2 separate regions of the Homo sapiens genome follow, and region 2 is linked to region 1. Evidence: chromatin contacts called from ENCODE Hi-C or POLR2A ChIA-PET data. All regions are on one chromosome and are shown on one strand. The core of a region is the stretch at or near the end of the contact, and the rest is flanking DNA. Distances in the headings are between cores, read along the strand shown. Region 1 overlaps AGAP1 (ArfGAP with GTPase domain, ankyrin repeat and PH domain 1). Region 2 holds the start of GBX2-AS1 (GBX2 and ASB18 antisense RNA 1).

Region 1 (4,327 bases), core at 82-2,581:
ATCAATGATGGCTGCCAAGCATCTTGAAAAGCCGCTGGCTCACAGTCAGTGCTCAAAAAATACCAGCTGAATGAGTGCGGTGTGCTGTACAGAACTCTGACTTTGGACTTAAAGATGCTGAATCGTGAAATAAAAACTTTTCAAGACGCCGTAGGCATGCACCACCTGTTTTTCCTGCACGTTTTCAGTGGGCTTTTTTCCACCCGGCTTGAATTATATGCGCGTTCTGGTCATGTAGTACCGCTTTGGCCTTCTCTTTGATAAAGATACAAATGGACATAATACATTGAGAGTTTCACTTATAGTGAATAATCACGTGTGCACTGGTTTTGAAACTGTTCTAAGTAGCTTCAATGAATCAAAAATTGGCAGGCCTACTATATCGACTTCCAAACACTGTCACTGGACATTGGTGAGAGAGAGAAAAAAATGGCATAGAATTTTTCACTGATAATAAAACAAGATGAAGTTATAGTCATCTGTAATATTGAGGCCGGAAGAAAGGATCAGGAATCCCTTATCCTGTGCACCCACAGGAGTCAAACCCACTTAAGATGATATTTCCAAATGTATTCTTAAATGCATCGTTTTCATTTCTAATATATCAAGGTAATTTTAAGAAGAGAAAGATAACTAAAAAGCATAAACTCACCCCTTTCCTTTTGCAGAGCTCCAGTCATGCAGAGGAGAGAAGGAGAATGCATCCATAGCATGCTGCTGATAGAAAAAGAAATGCTTGTGTTTTAATAGCGGGAGGCACAGTAGAGCAAGGGGGACTGAGCCCATCTCATACCAGAGGCTCTAGGCCTCCAACTCAGCAATACAGTAATGGGATGTTATTTGCAGGGCCTGTGTGGTATGAGAGGAGCGTGGCTGTGCTGTTTCTGCGCATTCTGCTTTGTAAGTGCTCACTCTGCATTTTTTTTTTTTTTTTTGCCTTTTCCGGTCCAATGGCAGACACAGGGCTGGGTGACTCCGTATGCTCCAGCCCCAGTATCTCCAGCACCACCAGCCCCAAGCTCGACCCGCCCCCCTCCCCTCACGCCAACAGAAAGAAGCACCGAAGGAAGAAAAGCACTAGCAACTTCAAAGCCGACGGCCTGTCCGGCACTGCTGAAGGTAAGGGTTCCGCGGTGCCCCGGGAGAGAGTCTCCACTGCGGAAAATTCTCTGTTATTTTTCAAATGCGTGAAATTAGACACCCTTAGCACAACAAATGCACAGTAATGCTGGTCACCGTATGTGCTTTCTGTTTGCAAGGTGGCACGAGAGGGCCCTTGGGACCTTTTCATCACTGTCTGATTCTCATATTACGCAACCAAATCTGCTGTCATCACTCTTGGCCGCCGTCGCTGGTAGCGGGTAGGAGTGCTGGTCTCCCAGCCACCAGCCTGATCCAGTTCTGAGGTCTCGCCCCACCCTGGCAGCCTGGGCGAGTGTCCTCTCCAGCCAAGGTGGGCCATGCTGCGTGACTCTGCTGGGGACAGTGCCCACTTCTAGTTTAGGAATCATCTCTGATATTGGTTACTCTTAACTAACCAGACACCTGCCTTGATTTCAGCTTTTAGCAACGTGTTATGATAAACACTTCTTCTGTTAATGTCCATCAGCTCTTTCTGGTATGTGGGCTCTATTAATATTCCAGTTGTCACAGCTCATTGTGAGTCTCCTTTCACCTGAGTGCTTCCTTAGTTTTTATTGCCACTGATGGCTGGATGTCAGCTTCCTGAAGTGGCTCCTTCAAATGAATTCCCTTTTTTTTTTTAATTCATAGATGCAAGTAGAGATAGGTAAGCGCATGCGTACACACACACATACACACACACCCCCCACATTATGAGAGGTAAAATTAATGCAGTTGTAACAAAGGAATACTTAAAAGGAAAAATTAAAGTTTGAGAACCTTGTTGTTAGAACATGAATTATTACCTGTGAGACCGACAATGGTGAGAGAGTGTGGTTACCTGTGAGACCGACATGGTAAAAGCGTGTCTTCAGTGAGGGTCTCATGCCCAGGGGCAACATTTATGGCTTCCATCCTTTCTCTTTCTCTATGGCTGCCATGCTTTTTCCAGATACTCTACTTGATCGAGGGTTCAAACCTGCGAGCTGTCAGACAGTGGCTACATTAGAGGGAGTGGCCCATCCCGTCCACATATCCAGAGCGGAGCACGCAAACCCACGGTGCGTGTGTTAGCAGGGAAGGGGCAGAGTGTGGGGTGTGCTGTGTGTTTCCATAACACCGGAGGCAGGGAGCATCATTTCTTTCATCATCAGGAAGCTGAAGTTCGGAGCTCTGAGTAGCCCGCCAGCCTCCGCAGAAGGGTTAGAAGCCTTTCTCCTTCACCACGTTTCTTCCTGTTTTGCCTCCTGTAAGCTTCCTGCTAACATATTTAGCCAATAAAAACTGATTTTTCGTCGGGCACGGTGGCTCACGCCTGTAATCCCAGCACTTTGGGAGGCCAAGGCAGGAAGATCACCTGACGTCAGGAGTTTGAGACCAGCCTGGCCAACATGATGAAACTCTGTCTCTACTAAAAATACAAAAATTAGCTGGATGTGGTGGCACATGCCTGTAATCCCAGCTACCTGAGAGGCTGAGGCAGGAGCATTGATTGAACCCAGGAGGTGGAGGTTGCAGTGAACCGAGACCATGCCACTGCACTCCAGCCTGGGCGGGCGACAGAGTGAGACTCTGTCTTTAAAAAAAAAAAAAAAAAAAAAAGACGATTTTTCTCATGTTGTGGGGAGTGAGGATAATCCCATTAAGTCAGCGATGGTGGAAAATAATGGTTATGGGTCAGAGCAGCCACAGATGCCACTGACCTTCCCACTGAAAACAGTATCAGCCGCAGGCGCTCTGTGTTGGTAAGACTCCTTCAGACAACCGTTGGGCAAAAATCACCCTGCCAAGCACGTGCAGCCACCCCTCCCTGATTGGGAAGAAGGTTAGCCTCCCCCAGGGTGGGCAGCCTGTACCCTCCACGCCCCTAAGGTGCACACACAGGGGCGGGCGCCAGATTCCCTTTAAGGACAGGCCTTGTTCTCACTTTCACAGGCACGCGTCTTCTTGCATTTGTTGTGTGTTTCCAACCGAGGTCTGTGGTTTTTTCTTATGCACAACCTGGTGGGAACTGACCGTTGCCACTTAGATACACGTTCATTATCCCACCCACGTGTTGACCGCTGTGTAAATGAGTGAATAAATCAGTAGCGTTTCTGCACATTTGATGGAGCAGCTGGCACCACCCAGTGTTCCATTCAGCACCGGTGAGTTTGAAGGAAGTTTGACAAGTGACCGTGACCACGTTGGACGCCTGATGTTTCAGGTCCACTTGCTGAGTGAGTGGGATGGTATGTGTGTGCGAGGCAATAGTGGATACCCAGGCTGAGACACGGGCTCTGTCCAAGCAGCAAATGGGGGCCCCTTTCCTTAAAGGGTCTTACTGCTGAGGTGGTAACACCAGCAGAAAGATTTCAGGCACCATGGAAACTCCAATATTAGGAAATCACAGGTGTCTCAAACATGGATGTGTAAGCGGGTGACGTGTGTTTGGAAGTCCAAGGCAGAGGTTCCAAGGGAGCCACCTCACTCTCTAATTAGGAGAGTCTGGTCTCTACGTCAGCGGCTATGACATCTTTCCAATAGCAAATAAGTCATAAGTTATTTATAAAAAGAAAATGTATCATTTTTCCCTAGGAAAAGTTACTTATCAGACTACAAATGAGTCACTTTTGTGAAAAAGTCTATATTTCATTTTTTCAAAGCCACATTTTCCCCCCAAATTGTAACATATCTGAAGTCAGAACATATCATTGTAGATTCAGTGATATATGATATTTTTGATAGTTTTATTTACTGTTAATTCCTTGAAAGTACATTGTGTAAAACACCCAAATTAAACATTCTGTTCTGGCCGGGCACAGTGGCTCACGCCTGTTATCCCAGCACTTTGGGAGGCTGAGGCGGGCGGATCACGAGGTCAGGAGATCGAGACCATCCTGGCTAACACAATGAAACCCCGTCTCTACTAAAAATACAAAAATTAGCTGGGCATGGTGGCAGGTCCCAGCTACTTGGGAGGCTGAGGCAGGAGAATGGCGTGAACCCAGGAGGTGGAGCTTGCAGTGAGCCGGGATGGCGCCACTGCGCTCCAGCCTGGGCGACAGAGTGAGACTCCGTCTCAAAAAAAAAAAAAATCTGTTCTTGAAACTAAAGCTAGTTATATATGTTTTATTTTATTTATTTATTTATTTATTTATTTATTTATTTATTTATTTATTGTATTTTTTGAGACAGGTCCTCGCTCTGTCACCCAGGCTGGGGT
Region 2 (4,261 bases), core at 1,427-3,926, 200 kb after region 1:
CGCCCGGAGCCTGATTTATGGACCCTCCACTCTGCCGGCAGGCGAGCACCGCTTCTTTTCGGGCCGGAGATATTTGTAAAGGAAAGACGTTTCCTCCCTGGCTGTAGTCGATTTGGAGCATCAGGAGTTTGTGCAAAGCCACCAATACCCGCACTCGCTTGCCTCCTCCGGGCACCCACCTCCTCCTCTGGCCGAAGTTTGCCGGCCTACTAGGTATCGATTAGGCTGTGCAAAAGGGGGAGATAGATTTCTAAGGTGAGAATTAGGTTTTCTTAAATTCGTAATCCTATCGGCCCTCTTGCCCTCCTATTTTAAACCTGGCAAAGTGCTGGGTGGCTCAAGTCCAGGATGCCTAAGGAGACCTGTTTCAGGGGACGTTTCTCCAGTACTGGTCCCAGACCAGTTGCCCGGCCACACCCTGGCAGTGCCCGGGACGGTCAAATTCTGGACACACTTATGAGGCCCAGGGATTGGTCTTTTTCCCCCCCTCTCTCCTTTTTATTATTCACAAGACTGAAATTGTTTAAATGTCATAACTTATAAGAAAATAAGCTACATTGAAATAAATTAACACAACGGAGACGTGCTTCACATGGCTCAGATAGGATAGGCAACCCCAGGGGAAACCAAAGCCAGGCAAAAGCAAAGCAAAGCAAAGCGAATTTCCAGGCTGCCTAACAATGTCTGCTTTTCAGTCAACTCAAAAAGCCAGAACGCAAACCAAAATCAGTTTAAACCCCAGTGCTTGTTCTTGGGTTTCACGTTTACCTTTGGAAAAGTATGGAAAGGTGGCTGCTAACCGCGCAGATTACAGCAGAGGTTTTGTTTTCTTCTGGAATGAGTGGAGAAATTACTGGGTAATTAAGTCCTATAACTTTCAAAATACTGCAGCTGAGATCCAGTCTATAGAGATATTTATGTACAAAGTAGGATAGTATAATAAATATTTAGCGTGTCTTCTGGTGTGGCTGTAAGCCCCTTCAAAAGCAGTCTTTTAAGCCCATTTAGTGAATATATTCTCAATTTGCTTGGGATGGCCACAGCTGGGCTGTGACTTTGTTGCTTCAAACACAGTGGAGTCCACCATGGGTTCCCTCGGGTGCGGGGGCTTCTCCAGGTGGGTGCCAGGCCCTGGCCCTTCTGGACCCTCAGGGCCGGGCCTGTTCTAGCTGCTGATGCTGACTTCTGATAGCGAACCTGCTGACGTGGACAGGGATGGGGACGACGATCTTAGGGTTCCGGGAGGGCTCCCCTGTCTTGGAATTGGCATTGCCTGCCTTCACCCGTTTCCACTTGGCCCGTCGGTTCTGGAACCAGATTTTCACCTGCACCTCGCTGAGTTTGAGGGCGTGGGCGATCTGCGAGCGCTCGGTCAAGGAGAGGTACTTTTTGCAGTGGAACTCCTTCTCTAGCTCCAGCAGCTGCTCGCTGGTGAAGGCAGTCCGCCGCCGCCGGTTCTTGCCCGTAGACGTGGTGCTGCCCGCGGCGCCGCTGCTCGGCGGGGTCTCCTCCAGCGCGTGGCCCGGGTCTTCCTCCTTGTGAGCTGCCTGGCCAGTCAGATTGTCATCCGAGCTGTAGTCCACATCGCTCTCCAGCGAGAAGCTCTCCTCCTTGCCCTTCGGGTCGTCTTCCACCTTTGACTCGTCTTTCCCTTGCCCTCGGACAGCCCCGACTGAAAGCAAAACCAAACGGCATTTTATTACATTTCGCACACTGGCCTTCCTTTCTCCTTCCCACCGTCATTTGGACATTCCGCGCCCCCCGCCCCCCACCCTTTAGCGGATTGTCTTTCTATGACATTAACACATTGTGATTTCCTGGCCTTTGAGGGGTAGAGGAGGGGTGGGGGGAGCGTGAGAAAGCTCAAAGGAGAGGAGGCAGTACAGGCGACGGCCCTTTGCCCAGAACCATCACTCAAAGGGCCGCCATGCCTCCCCCGCACCCTCCCAGCCTCGGCAGCGTCAGGAGAAGTAGCAGGAGGCGCGAGGCCCAAGAGATTGCCCGCTTTGTCCCTGGGGTGGGGACTGGTTGAGGACTGATGGGGGGATTCACGATTCATCCTCCCCCCACCGCCACCATGAAAATGTAGTGAACCTCAATTGCTTCCTAACCGGAGTGGAGGCGTAGGGACGTGCAGATCCCAGACCATCTTTTTTGAGACAGACAACGTTGGTCAAAGGGATGTTTTGTGGCCTTATAAGTTCCCACCAGACACCCCCAACACAAACACACAGGCACAGCCTCCCAGCAGTCCGTTTCTCCCAGACAAGTAGCAAGACCAGCGAAGGGGTTTAAAAAGTCTGGGCGCCCCTGGGCACACGCACGGCTGAGACGCGCAGCCCAACCCGTCTCCCCTAGAGGCTGCAACCTACCCGGAACCCCAGGTCACCGCGGAGCGGCAGAGGCGGCCTCGGCCAAACGCATCGTCAGATAGATATGTGGCCCAGGGCAGCAGCTGGTCGCCGGGCGCTAAACGCCCCCCCTCCCGAGACCCCGCTTGTTGGGTGGCTCTGAATGTCCCCCGGAGGCCCAGCGGCACAGCCGGGCCTCATCCTCCAGCTCCTCCCGCGGGGGTCGAGCGGGGGCGCGGCCTCGCCCCCTTGGTCTCCCGCGGGAACCCGGCGCTGGCCCGCCCCCGCCTCCTCCCGCCCCCTCGTCCCGGCTGCGCGCGCCGCCGACTCACCGAGCGAAGCCTGCACCGTCTCGGCCGCGGAGAAGGCGAGCAGCGAGCCCTCTTTGGCCAGGAAGCCTTTGCCGTCCTCCGCGTCAGCCTGCAGCGCCTCCGCCTTGTCGAAGTTACCGCCGCCGGGCAGCGGCTGCGGCGCGAACTTGCGGGCCGCTGCCGCCTCCTGGTGCTGGGGCGACGCGGAGAAGCCGCCGGGGAGCGTGGCCATGAGCGTAGAGGTGAGCGCCATGCCCTGCGCCAGGCTGGAGCAGAAGCCTGTGGGCAGGCTGGGGATCTGGTGGTGAGGGTGTGCGGGCGGCAGCGCTGGCTGCAGCGCGGCCTGGGGCAGCGCGGGCGGCGGCGGCGGCGGCGGCGGCAGCACTACCGGCCGGTAGGGCATGAACATGGGGTAGCCGGTGTAGACGAAATGGCCGGGGCTGGGCTGCGGCGGGCTGCCGATCAGCGAGTCTATGCTGAAGGCGGTGCTACTCCCCAGCGGGCGCTGCATCATCATCAGCGACGGCGGGAACGCTGCGCTCATAGACGCGCTCGGTAGAGGCCAGCGAGAGGCGAAAAGTCCCCGCGCCGCGCCGCCGCCGGGAAGCCCGCCGGACGCCGGGAGCACCGCCGGGAGCGCCGGGCAGGGGCCGAGCGGGACCCGGAGAGCAGACGCCTCCGCCCCTCAGTCCTGGGCCCGCTGCATGCCGGGCGGGTGCAGGGGGTGTGCGGGGTGAGGCCGTGCGCCCCGGAGTGGAGAGGGCGCCCGGGCCCCGAGGGCTCGCCGGAGCCCCCGTCCGCCGCTTGCCCGTCGGAGCCCGCGCGCTTCGCGGGTTTGGCCCTCGGCCCCGGTAAGCTGCCGTCCGTCCGTCCGTCCCGCCGTCCGTCGCCTCCCGCGGGCCGCTGGGGAGCGCGCGAAGCCGGCGTACTTATCTCCGGCGGGCGCAGCCAGCACCTTTAAATCGCGCTCCTCTTTCTCATTCACATTTTGCCTGCCGCCTGGCCCGGCTCGCCTCACGTGGGGCTGGGCGCCTCTGGCCATTGGCTGAGCGGGGCGGGGGTGGGGCGAAAGCGGGGCCCCGCCCTTTCCACCCAAGCTGGCCTCGAGCGGGCTGCGGGCGCCACCGTCGGAGCGCGCGGGCCGGGGAGCCGGAGCCTGCATGCCTAGCCCGTGCCGCGCAAACTTGAGACGGGCGGATGGCACCTCCAAGGCTCGGACCTTGGGGCCCTGCAGCCTTGTCGAGGCCACCTCGAAGGGTAGCCTCCGGGGCCCGCACCCCCACGGCTGGGCCGGGGGCGCTTTATTTCTTTTACTGTATTTGCCATGGAACCAACCTGCCTGCGGCTCACTCCAGCGCTGGGTGCTCCGGCTGCGCCTGGGGTCCGGGCGAGGGTCCTGGAGTTGGGGGCAGGGTCCTGCCCCTCCGGAGCCACCCCCGGGGCGAAGGCTGGGAGCTGGCAGCGCCTGCCCGCCGCCAGAAACCCGCCGGGTTGCTCGCTGTAGGTCCGCGCACCGGGTGGGGCGGGGAGGCTGCTGCTTCCCCCATCCCGGGCTGGGCCCTCCCGTGAGCGATCCCGTCTCTCATTTTTCATGACATT

The links. Hi-C counts contacts between places; a loop is a spot of excess contacts on that map. ChIA-PET counts read pairs that join two places held with the same protein, here RNA polymerase II (POLR2A). Pooled maps may share reads with other maps.
Region 2: a pooled map of gastrocnemius medialis shows a loop between it and region 1 (2.6-fold over the local background). The contact joins the promoter of GBX2-AS1 here to the enhancer-like site in region 1. A Hi-C loop is called at or near these places in 4 of 50 pooled maps. POLR2A ChIA-PET finds 5 or more read pairs at or near these places in 4 of 52 experiments (Caco-2, HEK293T, Panc1 and 1 more).

What each region holds. Positions count from the first base shown.
Region 1 is chr2:235,967,505-235,971,831 of GRCh38, forward strand. It overlaps AGAP1 (ArfGAP with GTPase domain, ankyrin repeat and PH domain 1), which reads left to right. Exons shown (of 18, transcript NM_001037131.3): 13 at 958-1,119. Among named protein-coding and RNA genes, the nearest start is that of GBX2-AS1, 200 kb to the right of the region's middle. Within about 2 kb of position 1,332, at least 2 of the 41 ENCODE cell types and tissues checked have a DNase peak (open chromatin) inside an H3K27ac peak, as active enhancers do.
Region 2 is chr2:236,164,766-236,169,026 of GRCh38, forward strand. It overlaps GBX2-AS1 (GBX2 and ASB18 antisense RNA 1), which reads left to right and starts at 2,677. Exons shown (of 2, transcript NR_186035.1): 1 at 2,677-2,904. GBX2 (gastrulation brain homeobox 2) reads right to left here and starts at 3,621. Exons shown (of 2, transcript NM_001485.4): 1 at 2,684-3,621; 2 at 471-1,672. The coding sequence starts at 3,206. The coding sequence ends at 1,149. LOC124906126 (a long non-coding RNA gene) reads left to right here and starts at 4,261. Exons shown (of 2, transcript XR_007088136.1): 1 at 4,261. RefSeq lists an enhancer at 1,800-2,752.